3 separate regions of the Mus musculus genome follow, and regions 1 and 2 are each linked to region 3. A link is a loop called in an ENCODE intact Hi-C map of the cell type or tissue named here. Cell type or tissue: left cerebral cortex. All regions are shown on one strand. Each heading gives the region's core, and the rest is flanking DNA. Links, peaks and the distances in the headings are about the cores only. Region 1 holds the start of Lamp5 (lysosomal-associated membrane protein family, member 5). Region 2 overlaps Pak7 (p21 (RAC1) activated kinase 7). Region 3 overlaps Plcb4 (phospholipase C, beta 4).

Region 1 (8,434 bases), core at 76-8,075, 55 kb after region 3:
ACCAGGGCACAAAAGGCTCTCATTTGTGCTCTCACTCTTTTTCCTAAATGCCACTATTGACCCTATCCTAGCTTTAAGGTAATAAGAAAATAATTTCAGATAGACAATTAAAACAGTAACTAAAATGACCAGGTTGCCTAGAGACTGGCTGGAGACTGGCTAGAAACCAGCACCTCCTAAAAGAGGTTTTAAGCAATTAAATTATCCCATAAGTCAGGTAACAAATTAATTTAAATGAATCTCAGATTGTCTAATCTTACTTATCCATAGTGTAGTTATTTCTTGGAGAGACATCTTAAAGGATAAAAACACCAACCTCCTGAAACTCTTGTTTTAAATTTGCCCAATATTTTAAAGTTTCCCTTGTTCCTAAGAAAAAGTTAGCTGTGCTCTATGGCCTAAGACCTTGCACACTGGAGACAGTGGTACACGAAACCCCACCTAGTTAACTAAAACCCAGCCAGAACACTTATCCTATGACTGTTACTTACAAAGATGGAAATTATTTCTGTTCTAGTTCACTACTAGGGTTTGCCTGCTCTTGGTCTCTTCAACCCTCCATGGTGAAGGCATTTGTTTGAAATTAATTCATACATGACATTTCTTTGGGGCCCGCTAGAAACATGGCCAATGAAAGAGCCATTATTCTGGTTGTTTCTTTCGCTGATTAATCTTATTGTAGAAACAGCTCTTGAAGAAATACATGTAGGAGGGGCGAAAGAAATAGTAGGATAAAGGCAATCACAGAAAGTGCAGGCAGGCTGAGTGCATCAAAAATCCAATCTCAATTTCCAGATTCTCTCTATGTACCATGGCGTTTGACAGCATAAGCACAGAATATTCAAATGAAAACTTATACTTCAGTTCTTATCTCCAGTTGTCTTCTATTCTAGAAAGGATTTGAGGTCTGTAATGATTGATGTAATGAGATGTTTGCTCTGTAATGAGCTAAACAAAAGAAAGGTTCTGATGACAGCATTTCTGGCTAAGTGTGTGAGTCTAGTTTAGTGTAGTTGAATTATTCTGCTTCTATGATTCATGATGTGCCTCTCTGTGCACTTGGCTGGCCTGGGACTTGTGTTGTACAGCAGTATCATTTTTATACTTCCCTGTAAGGTGGATAGAAACCTCAATACACAAATTTCAGCTGGAACAAAGCCCAACCTTTTCTTTGTTAAGCATGTGGGCATGATTTCCTAATAAGCAATGTTTCCTGATTTTCATAATTTTGTCTCTGTTCTACAAAAGTCAGTTATAGAGAGGCATCAAAGTGAAAAGTTTAAATTTATTTGGAACAAGTTTTGTAGATGTCATTGTTTTGCATATGAGTGAGCACAATTTCTCAGAGAAACAATACAGAAGGCATACAGTACACAAAGCACCATATTTTCACATGTAATCCTACTTTCTCCCACCCAAGCTGGAAGTTCTAAATAAGGCATTTCCACCCCTTGTATGATAATGCCATCATCAAATAGTATGATTAGTCACAAAAACTAATGCAATGGGAGAGTACATGGATGGAGTGAGACCATCGAAGGACCCTTAGGATCTACTGGAAATCATAAGGCTACTGTGTGAGTCAGACCTGGCATTCAGTGTTGACCATCAGTAGCTATTGTCAAACCATCCTCCTCTTCCTCATCTACACAAGTATACACATTTACAGCATTTATCCTGCCTTTCCCACACTCCAGGTTTGAGCAATGGATTAAATTCTTTCTGGAAACCTTGGTTATTATCTTTATTTATGTGTATAGGTGTTTTGTCTGCATGAAGGTATGCTCACCATGTATGTACCATGAAGGCTAGAAAATGGCACCCTGTTCCTTGGGACAGGAGGAGTCATAGATGTTTGTGCTGGTAATTGAACTGGGTCCTCTAGAAGGGCAGCCAACACTCTTAACCACTGAGCCATCTTTCCAGCCACATTTGTCTATATCTCCGAGTATGGTTTATTGCTAAATTCTCTGTCATCACTTTTTTGTTTACTGTAAAGACCTAACTATATCTTCTTCACGATGATTAGACAGTTGTTAAATTAAATATAGATGCAAGTTGCAGATTTAATAATCTAGTTATTATTCCAAGGAGTCATTGGTGATAAGTTGAATGACTTAAGAGATATACATGTAAACTCTATTTAAGAGTAAGTGTGCATGTGCGCATGCATGCATACACACACACAGACACACACACACACACACACACAGAGAGAGAGAGAGAGAGAGAGAGAGAGAGAGAGAGAGAGAGTATTGATTGTTCTGCTCCTCCCATTTTTCCCTTTCAACTTGCTCAAATACTCTTTGGTGTCAACAAAGAATCATTTCTATCAGGAATGGAAAGGAATGGAAAGAAATAACTGTCAAAGAACTGCCATTATACAAATCATGGTGAACAGTTAAAATCATTGGTCAAGACTACTTCCCATCTACTGTTCTTATGAAAACCGACCATCATGAATGAATTTAGTTGATCTTTCATCATCTCATAAGGTTATGATATCTGCAATAATGCACCATGAAGGGAAGCACTATAGTCTTTGACAGGCAATTCTTCTGCTTCTATAATGCTATTGTTTATTTCACTATATTCAATACAAGTGGTTGGTACTCAGTTAAAGTTTATGGATGGCTTCATTCTGTATTTGATTTTGAATATTTTTAAATTCAGTGACTTAACTGACCTAACCACACATCCTTTAAATCAGTGGTTCTCAACCTGTGGGTCAGGACCCCTTTTAGGGTCAGATAATCCTTTCACAGGGATCACCTGACACAAACAGAAAACCCAGCTATTTATATTATGATTCATACCCGTGGCAAAATTACAGCCATGAAGAAACAACAAAAATAATTGTATAGTTGGGGGTCACCACAACGTGAGTAACTGTATTAAAGGGTCACAGTATTTAAAAAGGTTGAGAAACACTGCCTTAAATATTACAGCAATATTTTTAAATAAGAGAAATTACATCCTGCAGAAGGTTGTAATCCTACATCACACAGAGAGAGAGAGACACAGGTAGAAAGACACAAAGAGAGACAGACAGACAGACAGACAGACAGACAGACAGGAAGACAAATAAAAACAAGGATGAATGTGTTCTTGCTTTATAAGTCTTACAGTATCTCAGAAAAAATAAGTGTTTCATAATTGTTAACAGATGATATATGTTTTATATATGTAATAAGAATTGAAATTATATGAATAACAATTTGCCTCCATTTTGTATATATAATCACTTTCACAAGATTGTTGCCATTTTTGATGAAATTCCAAAATGCAGATATATATCAAAAGATATAGTGCTTCAGTATTAATTAATATAGTGCTACAAGTATTAATTGTAATACTTTACAATTTGAGTTGCTATTGATCTAATTTTTGATAGAAGGATTTTTTTGAAAAATTAAATACACAGAATTATATTGGCAATTTGAAGCAAATACTATGTTAGAGCATATCAGTTCTTAAATTGGCACTTTATAGATGTAAAAGTGTGAATTATTAATATTTTTAGGTTTCAGTTCATTTATCATTTAATAAAAAATTGTAGTGGCGGTCATAATATGCTAAGTTTTAGAATGAAAGTGTTATATAAAGAGAAATGATTACGATCCTTGTAAATGTAAAACACGTGATTTTTTTTCTATTTTAATTCAAACTGGCCATATGACTTTGGGAAGGTCATTGAATTTCTCAATGTCTCACTTTGGGGGAGGTATAACAATAACAATAACCTCTATTTTCATTTGCTCAGCTTCTAAAGTCATGGAGAGATTCAAACTGACAACATAGGTAAAATGCTTTGCAGTTTGTCCTTTAACACGACATTGGCTATGTCATTATGTTTAAGGCGATTATTATTTATTGACCTAGTGCAATATTCTCTAATAAAAGAAATATTTGGACATCATTACAATTAATTAGAGCACCATGACTATTCCCCCAAAAAAGGTTCATTCTGATTTATTAGAGCAAGAATTAAAAAGAAAAAAATCAGCGAACTACCAAAATGCAAATACAGGAATTATCTAGCGATGTTTGTCTTTCTGCTCCCCAGAAGCTTTAGCGTAATACCAGCCTGTTTTCATTACATAACTATAGGTCTTTACTTACACCATAGTTCTAAAATTTCTGTCCTATGAGACCCCAGATAACCCTGTCTGCTCCCAAGATTTAGGTTTATTTGCAACCCTCTTAACAGAGTGATCACAGCTTACTGCATGGGGCTAGCTCAGGCCACATGCCCTCAGAGATAGATCTCACTGGTCACTGGGTCCCAAAGGATATGCGGCATGGCCTGGACCCCCCCACCCCCTTTGAGGAGATATCATTTTAACCTTATACTCAGCAGCTCTTGAGTGGGTACAGATGTCTCTGAAAGCCGGAAACTGTTGCCATAGCATTTTCCTTCTCTGTTCCTGCCTACCTTCCTTCTCCAAAGAATGAACAATCTGAAACAAATCTATTGGTTTGTTTCAAGAGCAGAATTCGGAGCTCCGGTGGTGTTATATCTACAGTACATACTGGCTGTACCTGGTGGGAGGGTTTAGCAAGTCCGAGGGTGGCATTAAGTTTCCTAGGACAGAGTCATCTTTGCAGATACCATTGCAGAGCAGTATACAGACCCAGGGAGAAATTTCCTCCCCCACACCACCCCAATCCCATTGGCCTTCTAGACAAGCCAAATTACAAGTCCTGAAACACAACCTCGTTATTTCCAGAACTCTCAGCGTGGACAGCTCCTGCATCCTGGGTGCTTCCTCTGCAGTGTGCGGCGGGAGAGCCATAGCACCCAGTGCAGCACGCGACTATCCCGCGCGCTCCCTCCTCCCAGTCCGCCCCCTCCCTTAGCTCACTCTACCGGCCACTTTGAGGGATTTCCTCCCGGGGCGGCCTTTGCAGCAGAAACACATCTGCCTGGTTCGCGGCAACAGCATGGATCTCCGAGTAAGAACCCTTCTTGGTGGAGACAGACTTCGGATTCTCCTAATGTTCTTCCGTGAGTAGCGTCTGGGGACCAGGGGTACTGAATGCACTCTGCAGCAGAGAATCTAATACACCGAATAAAGCCCTCTGATTTCACTCTGTTGTACTAGGTCTTTATGCTTGTGGTTATTTGGGGCTGGTGAGTGTTATGACCCATCCATATCAGAGAACTCCCAGAGAGCCACACACCTGTATGGCATCTCCCAGACAGAGCGCTAGACACGCCGAACTCATGGCTGTGATGGTGGGGCATAGCACTGCCAAGAAAGATTTAGCTTTAACCGCGCTCCCTAAACCCCCAGGGTGTCTGTGTGTATGTGTGTATGTGTGTAAGTGTGTGTGTTAAAGCCTAGTCGTATTGCAAATAAGAATTTAATTTTATTTTAGCTTCTGTTTTCATTATAAATTATCAGCAGTAAATATGAGTTTGGTGGCGGTAGACTAGAGAAATGGCTTGCGGAGCACACTGCTTCGAGCAGGGAACTTTGCCTCTCCAAAGCCTGCAGAGAACCAGCTCAGGTGTCCTAAAGCAGAGGGCTAGTTGAGCCCGAGAGCAATGAAATTGCTTTCCTTGTTCCGCAGATGTAATGGTCCAAACCGTGGCAGAACAAGAAGTGGAAAATCTTTCGGGCCTTTCCACGAACCCCGAGAAAGACATATTTGTGGTGCGGGAAAATGGGACGACGTGTCTCATGGCAGAGTTTGCAGCCAAATTTATTGTACCTTATGATGTGTGGGCCAGCAATTATGTGGATGTAAGGAATCTTTTTCCTCCCCAGCTTGCTCCTAGGGGCGGCAGGGCCGAAGGGCACCCTCCCTCCAGGCCCTGCCAAGACCTCAGTCGCCCGCCTCTTCCCCCCCAAACCCCCCGCAGGCTGTTCCCGAATGCTGCATGGGGGTTCCGGCTTGCAACGCCTTCTGCTCGCCCTGCCTGCTTTAAAAGTAAACCCCCCTCTCTGCTCCCCTCCTGGAGGGGTGTGCACGTAAGAGTCTACCCGCATGTTCCTGGACCCCGGAGCGCGCGGGCACAGGAGCGCCCAAACCTGCAAGCTAGAGTTTGGACGCGCATCCCTTCCCGGTCCGCGCCAGGGCCCGGCGCGCTGAGGGGGCGCGGGGCGTGTGTGTTCCCAGCTGATCACAGAACAGGCTGAGATCTCCTTGACCCGGGGAGCTGAGGTGAAGGGCCACTGTGGCCACAACGAGTCGGAGCTGGAGGTGTTCTGGGTAGATCACGCCTACACACTCAGAATGCTCTTTGTAAAGGTAATTCGATGCGGGGAGGTAGAGGGATGGTGAAGTCCCGCATGGGTGTGCGCACAGTGGCCTCAGGGGTTGCCCATCTTAAAGCAATTAGAGGGGTTCACAGGACCCTCCCCATCTTGGCAGGAAAGTCACAACACTTCCAAAGGACCAGAGGCGACTTGGAATCTGAACAAGGTGCATTTTGTCTATGATTCCTCGGAGAAGACTCACTTTAAAGCCCCTGTGAAGGGTGAGTAGTTCAGGGGGTCACAGGAGCAAGAGCAAACCAGAAACACTCATCCTGTCTCTGGATCTTGGAAGCAACTCTGGGATTTTTGTTCTGAGGATAGGCAAACCTGGGACTGCTTGCTCTCCAGGGTCAAAGAGGCAGGAGAACCTCTGTGTGTTCTCAGGAAAGCCTAGATCAAAGATCCTTCAGACTCAAGCTGAAATATGAATTTTCTCTAGAAGAGGCTCCAATGAGTTTCGCTATTATGTTTTTTTTTTTCTGCATCGCAGATTGATCTGCTCTCCTGTATTAAATAAAACAAGCAAATCCTCAGAAATGCAAGCGGACACTGTGACAGGCTTGGGTGGCCTGCAGCTTCACCCTGTGCACAGGGGTGTAGCTCTGGAGTTTTAATTGCAACCACCACAGGGCAGGTTTTGTATCTTAATTCATTAGCGTTTCCTGCCCATTCTCACTCAGGCCTTCTAAAACCATCCCAGAGAGAACACCCAAAATACCCACACCTGAAATAACAATGTTCCTTCCTATCTGTGAGCATTATTAAAGACCAGAGATATATTTAAATGTATTTTTTAAAACAAAAGCAAAATTCACTGTGTCACTTGCAGAGAGACCTTCCATCACTTAGTCCCTGCGATTGATTCTAAAAGAACAGCAAACTTGAGCCAGAAGAAGAGAAAACATGGGATGGGAACCATGGAGACCTAGGTCATTGGTGTGTTTTTGGAACCACTGATGGAGGCCTTAGTCAAAGGGTCCTGTTTTCAGGCAGCACAGTGCTTCCACAATGGAATTCCAAACTAATATCTAATGAGATAGGCTCAGGGACAGTGAAGAACTTGGTCCTATCTTTCTTGGAGCTCCAGTCCTGGGATTGCAGCACCAATAGGAGGCATAGGTTCTGAGCTAAGCAGAGAGCTCTGCCTAAGTTAGCAGCAATGAGTATGCATCCATCCTAACTGCTGCCTTGCTTCTCCCGCAGTTAATAAGTACATCGCCAGCTCTCATCACCTCTCTGCCTTGGTCACCCCAGCTGGGATGTCCTATGAGTGTCAGGCTCAGCAGACCATTTCTCTGGCCTCCAGTGACCCTCAGAAGACTGTCACCATGATCCTGTCCGCAGTGCACATCCAGCCCTTTGATATCATCTCTGACTTTGTCTTCAGTGAAGGTAGGTTAGGCTGGCGGTAGGAAAGGGAAAGGAGGATTTAAAGAGGGCTGAAAAGAGGGGCTTACTGGCCTCCCTCCCGGGATGGTGTTACCTTTGTTTCTTCTCAGCAGTTTTCACAAGATGTAGACGTTATAAGGTTTCTGAAATACCCATCCCTGTCCCAACCCTTTGCCTCTTTATTCTCTTACTCACTTGTATAGGAGAAATTATTTAAAGGCAATTTGATATTCTGATTCTCATAGGCAGATTCTAATTTCTTTATTTGTACTTTCCATGGGGTTGGGGATTACCGAGCGAATGCAATGAATTATTTAACTGTTCAGATTGGAGGATCATCTGACGGACCTACCATTTCCCAAGCTATCCTGCTTTACCTCCACAAAGCTTGCTCTCACCTCTAACTGAGAGTCCACCATCCTTGAGTAATTTCTCCCAAAGCATTTGAGAATTCAGAAGGTAAAATTTCCCTGAAAAAAAAAAGGAGGGGCAGATTCTCTTGTGCAGCTCCTCCTTCTCATCTTCCTCCTCCTTCTCTCTTTCTTCTCTCTCCCCCTCTCACTCCCACTCACTCTCTCTTTCCTTCTATCTTTCTATGGTGCTCTTGGATGGAATTTTCAGTCCACCATGTTAATGCTTAGCCATGTGGGTTGCAGACCAGCTAATCAGCTTGGCACTGGTTATTTTCCTCTTGGCTTTATTAACATCTAACACAGCACTAGATTAAAACAGATGTTCAAGTAACGGACTAAACAGATGGGCTGATACTCAGGTGACAG
Region 2 (8,434 bases), core at 218-8,217, 110 kb after region 3:
ACCGGAGGATCCAGCAATACCTCTCCTGGGCATTTATCCAGAAGATGCCCCAACTGGTAAGAAGGACACATGCTCCACTATGTTCATAGCAGCCTTATTTATAATAGCCAGAAGCTGGAAAGAACCCAGATGCCCCTCAACAGAGGAATGGATACAGAAAATGTGGTACATCTACACAATGGAGTACTACTCAGCTATTAAAAAGAATGAATTTATGAAATTCCTAGTCAAATGGATGGACCTGGAGGGCATCATCCTGAGTGAGGTAACACATTCACAAAGGAACTCACACAATAGGTACTCACTGATAAGTGGATATTAGCCCCAAACCTAGGATTCCCAAGATATAAGGTACAATTTGCTAAACACATGAAACTCAAGAAGAATGAAGACTGAAGTGTGGACACTATGCCCCTCCTTAGAATTGGGAACAAAACACCCATGGAAGGAGTTACAGGGACAAAGTTTGGAGCTGAGATGAAAGGATGGACCATGTAGAGACTGCCATATCCAGGGATCCACCCCATAATCAGCATCCAAACGCTGACACCATTGCATATACTAGCAAGATTTTATCAAAAGGACCCAGATGTAGCTGTCTCTTGTGAGACTATGCCAGGGCCTAGCAAACACAGAAGTGGATGCTCACAGTCAGCTAATGGATGGATCACAGGGCTCCCAATGGAGGAGCTAGAGAAAGTACCCAAGGAGCTAAAGGGATCTGCAACCCTATAGGTGGAACAACATTATGAACTAACCAGTACCCCGGAGCTCTTGACTCTAGCTGCATATGTATCAAAAGATGGCCTAATCGGCCATCACTGGAAAGAGAGGCCCATTGGACACGTAAACTTTGTATGCCCCAGTACAGGGGAAAGCCAGGGCCAAAAAGGGGGAGTGGGTGTGTAGGGGAGTGGGGGTGGGTGGGTATGGGGGACTTTTGGTATAGCATTGGAAATGTAAATGAGCTAAATACCTAATAAAAAATGGAAAAAAAAAAGAAGTGCAGGAGTGGTCCCCCTGGGGCCATGGGGTCACTGAACTGCAGCCATCACTTTGATCTTTTTTTTTTAATTAGGTAATTTCTTCATTTACATTTGTGGTACATTTACACAATGGAGTACTACTCAGCTATTAAAAAGAATGAATTTATGAAATTCTTAGGCAAATGGATGGACCTGGAGGGCATCATCCTGAGTGAGGTAACCCAATCACAAAAGAACTCGCATGATATGTACTCACTGATAAGTGGATATTAGCCCAGATATGTAGAATACCCAAGATATAAGATACAATTTGTGAAACTCATGAAACTCAAGAAGAACGAACATCACTTTGATCTTAAGCAACTGCATTGATGGAGCATGTTACAGGCTCATGGCTATGGAAAAGATCTCATTCTTTTTAATTTTATTTTGTTTTCAATAAAATTGAGGCTTGGAAACATAATATATTTTGCATATCACCTAGGCCAATGGCCCTCTATGCCCATGGGAATCACAGGACATGCTGATTCTGCTAAGGTTCATCCCATATTCACAGAAGGAGGTTTCTGGATGTCCTGGGCCATTAGCACATTGGCACCCAGATCTCATTTCTTGCCTGCTGTGACAGACATTCCCACCATTCCTTGTCATCTATCTGATCTGTGTAATTAAAGCTAGGACTCTTTCTTGTGATTAAAATGCTCTGACATTTTCCTGGGGCCAAAATTGGGCTCCTTCCCTAAGGGATTACTCTATTAAAAGTCTGTTCTTTCAGGGAAAAAAGAAGTCCTAATGATAGTATTTATTGAGGGCTTTCCATGTAGCAAGGTCTATTCCGAGGACTCAATGCACATCATGGTATTTCGACCTCACATTAAACAATAAGCCCTATTTTATTTTATAAGACTACCAAGGCATAGTAGGTTGAAGTAGGTTAGAGAAAAGGACTTTAAGCTACTAAGACAGAAGAATGACAGTGTCAGTCTTCTTTGAATCATTTGTCACTTGGGTCCTGCTTAAGTTCACTGAAACTGGCTTCAATGATGGAGGATTGGGAGTAGACAGAGGAGGGTATCGTGTGAACCGATGATAGCAGAGATAAGGGGTGTCCTGGTGTTTATTTGTGACCTTACACATCTGAGTTGTCTGGAACAAAATAAGAATTTGACCAGAAAATAATGAAGGATAAGGCCTATGGGAGAAGAGAAACACTAGGGTTATATTTTGGTTTTTAACAGTGTTGGCTTAGATTACTCTTCAAATATATATAGTTTTATATATATGTATATGTGTATAAATATATATATATTTGAAGAGTAATTTATATATATATATATATATATATATATATATATATATTTGGTTGTGTCAGAAAAATGAATTGATCATCTATGTATAAAACTCATTATTTTCAGTATGCTTTGGCTGAAACCAACTTTGTATTTGGTGCCAATGATACCCAGCTTACATCTATATGGTCTTTTACAAAGGGAAGCCTAGTTGCTTTTCTGCAGTGTGACCGCCTCCCCCTCGTACCCACTCTTGATTTCTGTCATCATTCCTCTAACTTGTCTTTCTGATGGTAGTCTATATTTGGGGGTTTTATTGAATCACAGATGAATCAGCCTATGTACATTCTTACATGCATGCATTCATGCAGGGAAGTCAAATGTAAACTATGAAATCTTTTCTTATGTAATTTAGAGACATATTCCAGAAGAAAAAGGAAAAGCTATGGAGTTTCCATGAGCAAGCCTGTCTCTAGTATTTGTATTTGTGAAGGGATATAGAAACTAATAATTTAGTAAAAGCACGTTGCAGTTGAGTTAGGCTATTGAAAGGGATTGTAATTACTAAGGGAACCATTGCATCTCCCAGAACCCATACTCGAAACCATTCCCAAAGGAGGTGTGTATGCCAGTTTCCCCCCAGAGTCCTCAGCGTGCAAGCGCTGAGCAGGGGCAGAAAGCCTTTACATAGGAGAGCAAACAACAGAGACACCACAAAGACTGTCCCCATTCCTCCAGGGAAAGCAGTCCTGTGTGCTTTGTGAACAAGTAAGTCTACAGGAATGACTTCCCTCCCACAGACTCTAAAGGGGATTCCCATATGGCCCAATGCAATAAAAGACAGCTAGATCAATTGTTTTGCAAATTATCACCCCAGGCTGCCAAACCAGTTAGCTGCAGTGCAAGGAGACCACTAATGATTGTTGCACATCAGCTACATTTGGAGAGGAAATTCTCTCTGCAGGAATCTTTAAAAATACAGACAGATGAACAAGGAGCTCTTTCTTTTGGGGTGGTTAATAACATACACTTGGTTTTTAGTTTCCTGAGATTTTTTAGCATACCACATAAATGAATTCTTAAAGAAATGCGCCTTTTCCTGTCTCTAGTCAAGATGTGCAGTGTGTGTGTGTGTGTGTGGGGGGGGGGGCGGGGACTTATTATGTGAGAATAAATAATTCCCCAGTTAACAGTTCAGCCAGAATGCCCTTCTACAATAAGTGCACTGTCTCCAAGGATAGGGTTAGGTACAGGCTTGTGATGTATCAACATTATAAGTAATTATAGCAATGAATTCATTTAATCAATCAATTTCAGCAGTGGTGCACTGCAGTGGACAGGGCATAAAACTCCTCACCGCTATCAATTGCCCCGATTACAGCTGGCTGTCAGCCAGAATTCCCCTGATCCATGTTAGTTAAATGCACATTAATCTGAATTTGGCAGTGTAATCAAGGACCTAACTGAACTGTGAAATTGAATTCTGCAGTAGAACATCATTTGACCATTTTATGCCAAGGCTGGAAAAAAAAGGTAGAGGGTGGGAGAAAGAACAGAAGGGGGAAAAAAATCATGCTGCAGTATCCCTTTGTCACCAGGAGCCCCTGCACTGACATCAGGGAGGCTGTGGCTGGCTGTGGCTGGCTGGTGCTGGAAGGTGGTGTGTGCAATGGCTGGGCTGTGCATCTCTCCTACAGAATGGGACCAAGGAATGTTCCGTGAAGGATGGAGATTACAGGGAAGGGAGACAGCTGCTTCCAGGGCTCAGTAGTGATGCTCCAATACACCTTTTTGGAACACAATGAAACAAAGAGATTGCTCATCTCAAAAAAAGAAAGAAAAAAAAAAAGGAGAGAAAGGCAGACTGGGTGTTGCTCGCTCTACATAAATCAGAGTGAGATAAAAGCGAATCACAGCCCTCTATTGTCTGAGCTTGGAAAGTACATCTTAAATTTTTCTGGACTGAAAGGAAAATGTTAACAGGACCAGCCTTGGTGTTGGGAGAGGAAAAAAAGAGCATCCGCAAGAGAGCCAGGGAGCATCACTGGTGGTTTTTTTTCCCCTGCAGAGACATTTTAGGGAATGGTAATTAGGAAAAGACAACTCATTCATTCTGGTGGCCCTCCTGTTGTGCTTTGCAAACCAGTTTCTCTCCTTTTTCGGTCAGGAAACAGCACTGATGCGATTCCTGCTTGCTCTCAGGCAAGCTCTCCTGCTCTGCCCAAGGCTGATGGGCCTTCTTTCTTGCTTTCCCCAGCAGCTGTTTGCTGTCCTCTGAGCTCCAGTCTGTCTCTTTGCAGGGTATGAAGGAACCTCCTGTTGAACCTTAATAAAGTAGTTACTGTTGCTTCTGCCAAAAGCAAAACCTTTTTATTGATGTGGTGAATTTCCTTCCTGATACTTACTTTCATTTACAAGAGGGGGCAATTAGTTTCGTAGTAGATGTGGCACATTTATGCTGGCTGTGTGACAGGGGTACATAGCGCATGCTAGGAGCTGATGTTCAACTTTGATAAAAAAGGCAAATGCTGCCAATGAGTAGTTTGTGACCCTCAAAGCAAGGAGCATCTCCTTATGCTGCTGAGGTAGGGGGTCTGGGAGGTAGGTTGGATTCTGTGTGCTTTTGGAGACCTTGTGCAGTAGGAAACTATTCAGTGCATTGAGCAAGCTGCCAGGAATTTTCCCCAAACCCTTGAGTTGGAATTTCATTTAGGCCTATAGGGATCTACATCTCATAACAAGGAGCCTGAAGAATCAAGTCTTTCCTGACTTACTAAACAAATGATAAGTACGCACTATGGATGTTCAGATAAGTTGCTACTGACCTCTGCAAATGGCGAGAGAGTACTTTTAGGAAGAAATGACTAAGTCCGTGATGAGCAGACTCGAGCACACTATATCTGGCTTTTCTCCTACCTCTGAATTGGCATGTGTAATTATCCCCATAATTGTTTTTCCTAGCTCAAAGGAAGTATCCTCCATCCAACAACAGACACTCTGCCCCAGTGCCTGAAAGAATGTGCAGGGACTTGGAGTCAGTGAGGATTGTCTCTTTGCTTCTGAATATGTGTTGATGCATTTCAGGGTTCTGGGAAAATTAGGGATGAGCAACACCAGGCTAAATTCCTTTTGCCTTTTAATTTACTAGAAGAAAGAACTACTCATAGTGACCAAAATATGACTTAGTTTTAAATCATTCCCAGGAAGAAGAGCATTCCCAGGAAGGCGTATGCTCATGTATAGTATAAGGTGTATCTACAGTTATACCTGTGGGGCAGATGTTAAAGATAGCATGACATTATCTTTTGCATGCTTTGCATGCCTGAGTGAGGACCACACAGGGACATGTATATAACGGAAACAAAGATTAAGACAATAACATCCATTGTTATATGAAGTCATTAATATTCTTTTTTAAAAAATTTCTTTCCTAACATCTTTTGGTGACGTTTCCAGGCTTCAGCAGCCCCGGCATTACACTAAGAATCAGGCTTTTAATGGGTTCCTAGATGATGGTCCACCGGAAAAAAAGCAAAAGAGAAAAAGCAGAGCAAGAGCTGATGCTTTTTTACTGCTTGAGTCTGAGCATGCCAGTGCCGCCAATAACAGCAAGCCATTGAACAAGTGATTCCTGAAGGCTGGGAACATAAGTCATTGTGACTTTTCCTCCCTGAGAAAGCAAATGGCCAGCCAAACAGTGAAAAGGACTCCTCTAGTGACTCCAGAGGAAGTTCCAAGTAAGCTTGCACACTTCTCTATGCACCTATTGCTCTAGAGAAATCATGACCACCTTAACATGCCTTCTGTTTGAGACACCAAGAACTACAGCATCAGACTCTCTTGTTGCTCTGCGTATAGAAAACGGTGTGGTAAACTGATCACATAATGTGCACTTAGCTCCTAGCTTCCATGAAGAATCTGAGAATTACACTTTGAATCTAGAGGATTAAATATTGTGTGATGCAATTAGAGTTCTCACGTTGCTCATTAAGACTTTTATGGTAGTGAGGTATTTACTCAGTACATTGGCCTTCTATGACCCATATCTCTAAAATGAGGACAGTACTTACACATGGGGAAGTCTATAAAGATGAACTAGGTAGGATTATAGAATTTATTTCTATGGTCTAAAAACATGTAAAAGATTACATACAGTGAGGATATTTATCGGACCAGCTTTATTAGAGATGGTAGCATGTTTTCTAAGCAGAAGTATCACCATGAATAAGGGTTAATGCTATTTGCCATGTACTGACTCCTTGATGTTTATTAATCTTATTTAATTCTCATTACAAGCTCAAAGTACAAAATTGAGGCACAGACAATCTCATATACCTTGTAATAAAACTCTAGGCCTTGGGCTGGAGAGATGGCTCAGTGGTTAAGAGCACTGGCTGCTCTTCCAAAGGTCCTGAGTTCGATCCCAGCAACCACATGGTGGCTCACAGTCATCTACAATGTGATCTGATGCTTTCTTCTGATGTGTCTGAAGACAGATACAGTGTATTCATACGCATATAATAAATAAATAAATAAATAAATAGTTTTTAAAAAATCTAGGCTTTGAAAGTTTCTATATTAGATGACAACATTTTATCATTAAGAAATTCAAACAAGGCAATTATCCAAGGCAGGATGAATTCATAGAAAGAATCTATGGATCTTCCCATCCAAGCCTTTTTATGCAGCTGTGGTTTCAGTATTTATCCATGATGTATATTTCTAAACGACTAGAAGTCATATCTGGGGCATACTATAAACAGACAGCACAAAGAGCCTCCCTCTGCACATGAATTTCAGCAGCAAGGCGAGGGCATCCAGCAGTGTGTCCTAAATGGAAAGCCACACAGTACAGCCACTTCCCTGCTCCTCTGCTTCCCTCTAGGAAAATACCAATGTTCTGGAAGTCAGAGGGATGTAGCTTTGCACCCCAACTCAGCACTGAGTTAATATACTTGGGGGAGCCCATAAAGACAGCATTCTGGAGTTTCAGCTTCCTCCACTGCCCAAAAAAGAAGCCTGTATTTTTCTGGACTTCCAAAGACTAAATTGGAAATATCTGCAAAAGGCTTCTCATTGTTCTTAGAACACAATGGCCCTCTATAGCCACTCTCTGTATGCCAACATAGAGACTGGCATTTCAGCTACAGGTTTGAGTAAGTAGGCTGTTCTGACATGAATTCATTTAACCCTAAGATGACATGATGAGGTAGGGACTGTCATTATCTTCCTTTTATGGTTAAAGAGGAGTCACAGTTACACAGTCACCTGGTAAGTAAATGGCAGTTTTATGACTCAAAACTTGAACAGGTTTTCCTCCCCAAACTTAGTCCCTAACTGCTCAAAGTGTTTGATCAAAGGTAGCTGTAGAGGCTCCTCTGGAGCTATCTGATTTTGTATGGCCTTGTCCATGGCAAAGGTTGATACATTTTGTTACTGTAGATAATTTTAATTATTATGGGTTAAGAGTGGGAACCCTTGACACCTAATAAGGAAGGGTACAGGGAGGCTGTTATATGCTCAGGCACACCGGAATAGAATCACCAGTTCTAAAACATGAACAGTGTCAAGGTTGAGAAACCCTGCCTCTCAGTGAAAGATGATGATACAAGCAGGTATTGAAATAATTTCTGATGCAACATCATTACATTAGAGCTAGAAAGAGTTCACAAAAGCCAACTGTAGGTTTGATACTTTCAGAATCTGTCCCTGTTGTGGGCCAGCCATGCCATGGATTAAAAACAAAAGATCTGGACCGCAGTAAGTTCCTGAACTGAATGAGCAGGTGGCTAGTGTGATCCCTACAGAATAGGGATCTATTCTGTAACTTACAATGGGGGCGAGAAATTTTGCTGTGAGTGTTAACTAATCAACATGTATATCTGGCATGCGCTGCAAGGGCCTGGTGAAACACTGAATTGTCACTGTGTCAGGAATTTCTCAGTGGCTTTACCCCACGGTGTTCTCGGAGCACCAAGACACATAAGCCAACATCTATCTATCTGTCTGGTCCCTGGAGAACAATGTTAAATATAACATGGTGGTATCTCCTACTAGGTCACTGTATGGTGGACATGTCTTCCAGGGAGAGTGGGAAGCATGCTTTCTCTCTTCTTGCTACTCTCTGTAATTCTTTGATGAGAGTGGTGCCATAATTTG
Region 3 (8,434 bases), core at 233-8,232:
TATATTGTCTTCACCAGAAAGTGTTGTTACAGAGGCCCAAGGGAACTGAAAGATATCTAATTTCTGGCATGCATTTTCAATTCTATATTTTCAGGGGAAGTAATTGTCTTGAAATAAAAAAAGAAACAGAAATTAAAATTCAGACCCTGACAACGGATCACAAATCTAAGGTAAGAAAACCCCGGTTTTTGCATGGTGACTTGTAAAGGATACTTTATAGTTTATTTTAGAAGGGGCAACTCTGGATTGATCTGGATTGATCTGATCAGAAACAATAGGAGAGAGTTGGACTGCTAGGACAGGGTCGGAGGTTTGTGTTTGCCTCAGGTTTACTGTCTTTGAGAAGAGCCACTTCACGGAAGTCTTTTTGTCTTGTGTGTAGAAAAAAAACTAATGACATTTATGTTGTTTGATGACCCTGATGCATGAAGTAAAACGGTGAGCCGGTGAGCCAAGAGGCAAGGAAACAGTGAATGTACAGAACATACCTTCCTAGGGAGGTAACATCAAACATGACACAGGAACAGCCAGACTGCGGGCGGAGTACACACTTACATCTTACTGCATCTTTGTGAGGCCTGGATGTCATGCTGTTTAAAATGGATTTCTCCTTTGTGTTTTATCTTTGGTGTGGCAGGAACCGTACACCCAGGGATATGAGAATTAGTGCTTCATGCACTATTGCCTTGTGTTTTATATACTTTCCTCCTATAACACGGAAACCTTGGCGATGGTCTCAGTTTGCTTTGGCTGTGTGCTACGCTGCCAAAACTTAATGCCTTTAAACAACTCTCATTGATTAGCTCATTATTCTATGGGCCACACATCTGAGCCATATTCAGATGGGTGATGACCCTGACTTTGTGGGGGCACACTCAAGCATCTACAGTTAGCTGGGGTTGCTATCCTCACTCTGCAAAATGCTTGTGTTTCTTGAATGACCTCCACCTCCAGCAGGACAGTCCGGTCTCATTTAAAGGGCAACCCCCATAGAATAGGGGAAAGACCTCTGCTTTGGACATATTTGCCACTATCTCATTGGCTAGAGCAAGTCAGAGAGTCAGATTTCAGGAGCTGGAGAAGCAGCCTCTAGCTGTTGACTAGAGAACTGCAAAGCCACAACTTTGCACAAAGTGTGGTCATGAGAAGGAGAGGTCTTCCTACCCTAGTGTCTATTGAGGGTGATGGAGTAAGCCAGAGCCTAGGCATAAGAGAGCGCTCTGCTCTCTGTTCAGACCTGTGGACTGACAGAAATGGAGCTGGAAAAGCATGAGATGATAAAGAGAAATATGCTGAAACTGACCAAGATCAAGACACACCAGAGTATAAGACAGGCAGTGAAATACCGGGCCGACGTAAGCTACTTAACAGCCAGAGTGGTGATTTAGCTCGGTACAGTAGTGACTAGTGTGTATTATTTTTGTGTGGCTTGTGAATGTCCATTGATTCACAATATAAATTGTGATCTGGCCTGCATACATAGTCATGCTTTCAGCGCATACCTGACTCAAGAGATTCCAGATGACCCCATCCCATTTTTTTCTGAAACAGGTCAAAGAGATTGTGGCCCAGCACACAAAGGAGTGGTCAGAAATGATCAACACTCACAGTGCGGAGGAGCAGGAAATCCGGGATCTGCACCTGAGCCAGCAGTGTGAGCTGCTGAGAAAGCTGCTCATCAATGCTCATGAGCAGCAGACCCAGCAGCTGAAACTCTCCCATGACAGGTGGGAGGGCCAGATGCCATACTGCTATAGATCTTTGTGTCTTCAAATGACTGGTGCGTGTGTGTGTGTGTGTGTGTGTGTGTGTGTGTGTGTGTGTGTGTACACAAAACAAGCAAAAATCAACTTGACGTATTTCGCATACTTAGTGTGAGCAAGCTGATTTGTAAGAAGTAGCCTCTGCCAACAGTGACTTATAGGTGTTAAGAAGGTACTACAATCAAGTAAAGTTAGCTAAGATTGCAAGTTGCTATAATCCATATTAAAATATGGTCTTCCTCTTCTAAGTGTTTTGAGGATCAACAGTAAGTTATGGCTGGAAGTAGAAAGGACCTGAATCCTCTAGGAATATGAGGCATGGGGAGAAAGCCTGGCCGGTGGAGCTCCTAGGATGACTCTCATCTCACAGTGGCAATGCATTAGAGAGCCTCCTCCTTTCTGTATGTTGTTAGGCATATTGTGTTAGAAATACTGCCGGGACTGAGCGGACTCCTCCCTGCGTAGAAGAGCATGTCTGCTGACTGTATCTTTCCATCCCAGTTTGCTAGCAGCGTGCTTTTTCCCTATTAAGGATCTGCTGTATGCCACAGTTATGGTATGATGCTGGTTTACACAGGACAGGGCAAAACAAACACTTTTTTACCAATAGAGAAAAATGATCATTTTTAAAATGGCAACTGCATAAGTTATATGGTAGTATATGAAAGTTCCCAGCCTTGCTTTAGGTGAGACATCCTGCTGTGAGAAAATAGAGTGGTGCCTTAGGTCCCAGTGCTTGTGTGAGGCAAGTGAACAGTGTCTGGCATGATCTGGTTCCGTCAAGAAATGTTCTGTACTCTGTGAAGTCCTAAGTACTTCGTTTACATATTCAGTGTAAGAGCTCGTATTCCTTTTTCGTCAAGACTGCTTTTGATTGGATATGTGCTATACAACGAGTCTAGGCAGCATCCCATCCTGCCTTTGGGCAATGCTGCAATGTCAGCTTGGAGGAACCCCCTGCCATTATTCCAAAATGTGTTAGAGTCTGGGGCACTTCCTGGCCATCACTTTAGTAACTGCATGAAGAAAAATCATGAGTCTCAAACTTAGATATTTTTTGAAAAAAAAATTTTAAATGTAATTTTTCATTGCTTAGGAAGTCCTTTTTGAAAACCACAAACCCAGCTGCTAATTTGTCTTTCTAAGTAAGTCTGTGCTAAGAGCAACTCTCGGAGTGAGAGTGGGACTCGGGGTTTTTTTCCCCTGCCTGTTAGATGGTGTCTGTTTTGCTTGCTAATTCGTATTGCTTTTACCAAATGCTTGTCATTCATACAGTGGGCATTCGTAAGTGTTCTTGCTTGAAGGAAACAAAGGAAGGGTAGGGGGCAGATCGATCACTTTACAAAGAAATCATGGGAAACTCTGAGAGTGGTTGCTTTGGGTCCAGCGTTTTTCTCAGTGTCCTGCTGATGAGATGTAAGGTGGCTGGCTAAAGCTTCATTTTAGCATTGCCCATCTCTCTTGATGTAGAGTAAACCACTGGACTTAGGTAACCAGCCTCCTCGCCTGTACATTGCAGGCAAAGACATAAGGGGATGACTATAAGTTAAAATTATTTGTAATTGCATCATTTAAATATTCCAAACTATGTGCCTTTATTGTCTACAAGAGTGAATCAAAGATAGACATGTCCATTATACATACCTGTGCACTTACACAATCATTAGTCACCTGAAATACATACAGGTCTACTTCCTGTACTTACTTGAAACTACATAGCTCCACTCGTGTCTATGGGTTGTTTGTCAGCAGGAAGGTCACTTGTGAAAGTTATAGCATCCTGTCGCTCCCATCCTGTCACTGCTGGGTCCCAGACAGTTCATGGTGAAGCTGGACACCTGTGCTTTTTTTGTTGGTTGGTTTTGTTTTTGAGCAAATACAGCATCTGATCACCGACCATGATGCATGCTTCCACTAGATGGCACTACCTTCCTCAGCCATCTCCATTCACCTGAGCCTGTCAGTTGTGTAAAGAATGTGAACCTAGTCCTACGGTTATGTATTGTATTGAGGTTTTTATCTTTCGTGTTATAAATCATAAAGGCACCCTTTAGGAGTGTGGCACAAAGAGCCATACATTCGCATTGCTATACCCTCTTAGCATATATCAGAACTCCATCTGACCGCTCACTGACCTTCAACGGTAGTCTCTCTGGATTCTAACTCTCCTCTGTATGCCTCTACATTTATTTACTTTTATTTCTATTTCACAGGGAAAGCAAGGAGATGAGAGCCCATCAGGCTAAGATTTCTATGGAAAATAGCAAGGCCATCAGTCAAGATAAATCTATCAAGAACAAGGCAGAACGGGAAAGGTAAGTGTGAGGGTGCTTGCTGGGACTGTCTAGTTTACTGGGAACCAGTGTCAGCAACATTTGGTTATGTGAACTCGGCATAGATCTGAGATATTAATACTGTGGTGTTCGAAGAGTCCTGTTAGTACAGTTTCTATGGAAGTCAATTATTACTGCAATAATAGAGTAGTTTCTGATGTTTTCCTGATAACTGTCACTGGTAAAATGTATTTGCATTCACACAACATATGTACAAACCTGACAATAATTGATATAATTTCATATAATTCTTTAGCATTTCTCCTCCCATCGGTCTGCAAACTTCTCTCCTGCTCCAGTGTCAGCGCGTCCTGGGTGAGATGGGTCTGAATATCAGGAAGGCTTCCTCCCACCTTGATTTGCTGCCTTTGTCAATAGGAACTATCTGTAAAGTTTCCACATAGATTTTTTTCTCGTTTGTTCTCAGTTAGGTGGGCTTTCTAGAAGAAACTGAGGCAGGAATCCAGGGAAGACAAGATGGGGTGGAACCAGACCTGCTGTGGTAAGGCTATGGTTGGGCTTTACCACAGCTGGTGAAGGGAACCTGAGACAGAGCAGCAGCCATGCTGCTGACAAGGGGGCATTGCCAGTGACCACAGATAATAGTCACCCATCATGATCCATCTCTAAAGACCCAAAGCCATCTATTCTACAAATAGAAGACCAGGCAGAGCTGAGGAGAACAATGGCTATCTGGGCTCCTGCTCACAAAGAAATGGTATCTAATAACGTCCAGGTCCACTGAAAGACTGGTTTCTGCTCTACAAAACACAGAATTCAGATTAGCTCTTGGGGACCAAAGAGTAAAGTGAGTTTAGAATGTCAGACTGATGCATCACTCCATGAAACATGGGCTGCTAGAAGACTCTGCAGCCCAAAGATGGGATCTTCTGGGCTTCATCTCCAGATTCCTGGCCTTCTGAGATGCTCAGTGGATACTGACGTTTTAGGCAGGACTGCCTCGGTTGTATTTATTCTTTTCAGTTCTTAAATGGTGCTAGGTAATAATAAATCAAGATATGGCAAAATATAAAGCATCCAACTAGTTAATACATCTTTTATGGTAAAGTTTTATAAAATGCCTTTTAAACATAATAGCTCCACCCCTCAATGGGAAGTAGCATTCCACAGTAATCTATTTATTATTATATGTATTTATTTACTTTATGTGAGTGTTTGTATTTGTGATGTGGGGGAGGGGAGAGCATACAGGAGCTGCCACAATCACACAGGGTGCTCATATGTAGGTCAGATGACAGCTTGCAGGAGTTGGTGCTCTCCTGTGGGACCCAGGGATCAAACTCAGGTTGTCAGGTTGGTTTTAAGTTCCTTTATCCCTTGAGCCATCTCACTAGTTCGCCACAGTGATTTTGACCTGGAGACAAATTGCTTTTTTATTTTAACTGTTTGGCCAAGATATTTCTCAATCATTGTGGAGTGCCATCTGTGCCTCCCAGTAAGAAGGTTCAGGGGAGGACATTAGTCATCTGTTCAAGCAATTATTTGTAGGCTGGTATTGTAGCATCTCTTTGGTGCTTGTTCACTTTTCAAAGGTGCCAATTTCTGGACATTTTCCCAGATAAGGATCTTCGTTTGAGAGTCTTGTATACATGGAAATACATCTTCTACCCGGAAATCTCAAATATCCAAAACATAATAAATACAAATTATTTTTGTTTGATTTTCTTAGACTCTGGTGTTAACTTTGAACTCCTTTAGCCTGTACAAAGTGAGATATAACAGTCAGCATGAAGACCAGACTGCTAAGTAGTCATTGATTGTGTTTTATCAAATGTGTTACAGAGTGGACCAGGTTCAGCTGAGTACAAGCTTTCCTTTTCCTTTTCCTTATTTTTTTTTTTTTACATGCAATGCTTCCCTACATTTTTAAGGCTACCCTGGAACTCATTAAGCTCCTCCTGTCTCAGAATATTGAGCTCTGGGATGGGGGGACCGGCCACTCATCTCAGCTTTCAAATCACCCTAAACTTTAAAGTACCACTAATACCATCAGCTAGGCTTTTGAAGTAGCCAGGTGTTGGGGGTGCACGCCTTTAATGCCAGAATTCGGGAGGCAGAGGCAGGAGGATCTCTGGGTTTGAGACCAGCCTGGTCTACAGTGTGAGTTCCAACACATCCAGGGCTACACACAAAAAATATTATCTTTATTTTGATTTGTATGTATTGACTGAAATTTTGTATCCATCATTACATGGTTCTAAAGCATCAACAAATTGCTGTTTCTATAATAATAATAATAATAATAATAATAATAATAATAGTAATAGTAATAATAATAATAACAAATTGCTGTTTCTATAATAATAATAATAATAACAACAACAACAACAGCCTCTCTGCCAAAAAGCCACTTACCTATACAGTAGCATATTATATATAGTGTGGCTTTGGCTTTATCACACTGCTGAGGACTAAGGCTAAAGACTTATTATAGGACTTAGCAAGACCAATAGAAACTAAAAAACTATTCTTTTAAACAGAAATTATACGGTATTTATATATAAAATTAAAATGCAGACACTGTTTATCATGGACAGAAATTATAGCGACTTTTACATGAAAATCATGGGTATTTCTTAAAAGATGTGAAAATTAATGATCTGAACGCTCAAAGAATGGAGAAACCAAAGTGAACATCAAGATCCCAGGTCAAAATAAATAACAGAATGCACAAAGTGCTAAAGTAGGAGAGAAAAAAAAAAAGCAAGAGAAAGCATGCAGAAAAGTAATAGCTTATCTAAAAATGAAAAACAAACAAACAAAAAAAACCCCTAGTGACTCACTCAGTAGATTGTCAGCAAGAATGATCAAGAAGAGAAAAGAAACATGAATTAGTGATATTTGGGATGAAAAGTGAAAATAAACAGAGGCAAATCACTTTCAAAGCAGCTGTAATGCTAATGGTAAATCTGAAACTATGCATAGAATGGAGAATTGCTTCGGAAAATACACACATCCCTGTGGACAGCCCTGCATCCATGTGAATGCAGTCAGCACTAATTGGATTTGGGGGCTATTAATGGTGATAATAAGAACAAAAGAAGACATGAACATGGAGGGCAGGCCTTGGGGGAAGCTGGAGGAAGGCAGTAGGAAATTTAGAATGTTACGTGTATACATTTTCAAAGAAGAAAAAGAAAATACTAGTCTAAAAGAGAAAACGAAAACTGCACATGCCGTGAGCACAAACGGAGAAGCCTAAGCGGACACCATTACTGCAGGAGTTCACCCAGTTCTGTTGTGTAGTCATGAAAAACCTCCGAACTAACATAGGGGAGGAAGCCGTGGGGTGAAGATAAAGCCATAGGACGAAGATGAAGTTGTCTATATCCTACCAGCAAGCAAGTCTTGGAGCTTGAGTTTCTGAAGGAAATATACCCAAAATATCCTAAGTCCTGAAAACACACAAAATGATTTTAGCGTGCCGACTGATTTTAACAGTGCTTTGTGGGATCCCATTAGAAATGCTGATGCCCAGGCCCTCTCAGCCGCACTGAGTCAGGCTCTTAGGTTTGGAGCACAGCAGTCTGTCTGTGACACAGGAAAATTTGAGAACACTTAGTTGTATTTCCTGTGGATACATCCATTTTGGTTAAAAATATTAAGATATGGCTAAGTAAGCCTCTGTCAGCCTCGGGACTTCCTCCAAGGAGAGGAAGAAGGGAAAATAGAATGTGAAGGAGTACAGAGGAAGTTTAAATTTTATGTATAAAATTCTGTCTTTAAAAATAGGAGAGCAGGGACTGGACAGATGGCTCTGTGGTTAAGGGTGCCTACTGTTCTTGCAGAGAACCTCAGTTTACTTCCCAGCGCCCACTTGGCAGGTCACAACCGCCTGTCACTGTTGGAGAAAGTATTTAATCCCAGCCCCCGCCGTTGCTATTTAAGTTCCTGGATGAAAGACACACACACAGCTTTATATTTACAATAAGCCTGCAACAACACAAGAGCTGGGCAGACATCTACCCTCCATACTGTTAGGATCTACTTTCCTATCAATAACCCCGAGTACTACTTGCTATGTTTCATCTGGGCTGCTCTTAACTCCAATTGGCCAGCCCACAAGCTCAGGTTCTCTTGACTCCTAAGCCATCCTGGCTTCTCCTTCCTCCTCCCGAACTCCTCTTCTTCCCTTTCTGGTTCTCCTCAGACCCCAAGCCCTGGGAAACCTAAACCCCACCTATGTCTCTTCTACCCAGCTATTGGCTGTTGGCATCTTTACTTATCAATCAGAAATGACTTGGTCACAGGGACTACATACAGACTTCAGGACTTGGGGGCCCGCACTTAGCAGTACAAAATCTCAATCTATAACTC

The links. Peaks named below come from ENCODE experiments on the same cell type or tissue, not always from the same donor. Only the 100,000 strongest peaks of a DNase experiment are listed, where the experiment ranks them.
Region 1: it touches region 3 in a loop (4-fold over the local background); 5 of 42 quality-filtered maps call a loop at or near these places.
Region 2: a loop joins it to region 3, with 3 times the contacts of the local background. A loop is called at or near these places in 6 of 42 quality-filtered maps.

What each region holds. Positions count from the first base shown.
Region 1 is chr2:136,053,369-136,061,802 of GRCm38, forward strand. Lamp5 (lysosomal-associated membrane protein family, member 5) reads left to right here and starts at 4,380. Exons shown (of 6, transcript NM_029530.3): 1 at 4,380-5,008; 2 at 5,578-5,750; 3 at 6,127-6,258; 4 at 6,382-6,487; 5 at 7,470-7,658. The coding sequence starts at 4,945. In left cerebral cortex, for the core only: no CTCF peak of the experiment used is centred there; DNase peaks (open chromatin) are centred at 4,610, 4,826, 5,162, 5,608 and 2 more places; H3K4me3 peaks cover 4,339 bases; H3K27ac peaks cover 3,195 bases.
Region 2 is chr2:136,104,660-136,113,093 of GRCm38, forward strand. The region is part of intron 4 of Pak7 (p21 (RAC1) activated kinase 7); the gene reads right to left. Among named protein-coding and RNA genes, the nearest start is that of Gm14218, 28 kb to the right of the region's middle. In left cerebral cortex, for the core only: a CTCF peak has its summit at 4,187; DNase peaks (open chromatin) are centred at 3,041, 4,212, 4,915, 5,232 and 1 more place; H3K27ac peaks cover 4,010 bases.
Region 3 is chr2:135,998,583-136,007,016 of GRCm38, forward strand. It overlaps Plcb4 (phospholipase C, beta 4), which reads left to right. Exons shown (of 39, transcript NM_001355153.1): 33 at 95-170; 34 at 1,552-1,727; 35 at 3,977-4,078. Among named protein-coding and RNA genes, the nearest start is that of Lamp5, 55 kb to the right of the region's middle. In left cerebral cortex, for the core only: CTCF peaks have their summits at 1,090 and 3,692 (motif pointing right); DNase peaks (open chromatin) are centred at 1,654, 2,562, 3,680 and 7,893; H3K27ac peaks cover 581 bases.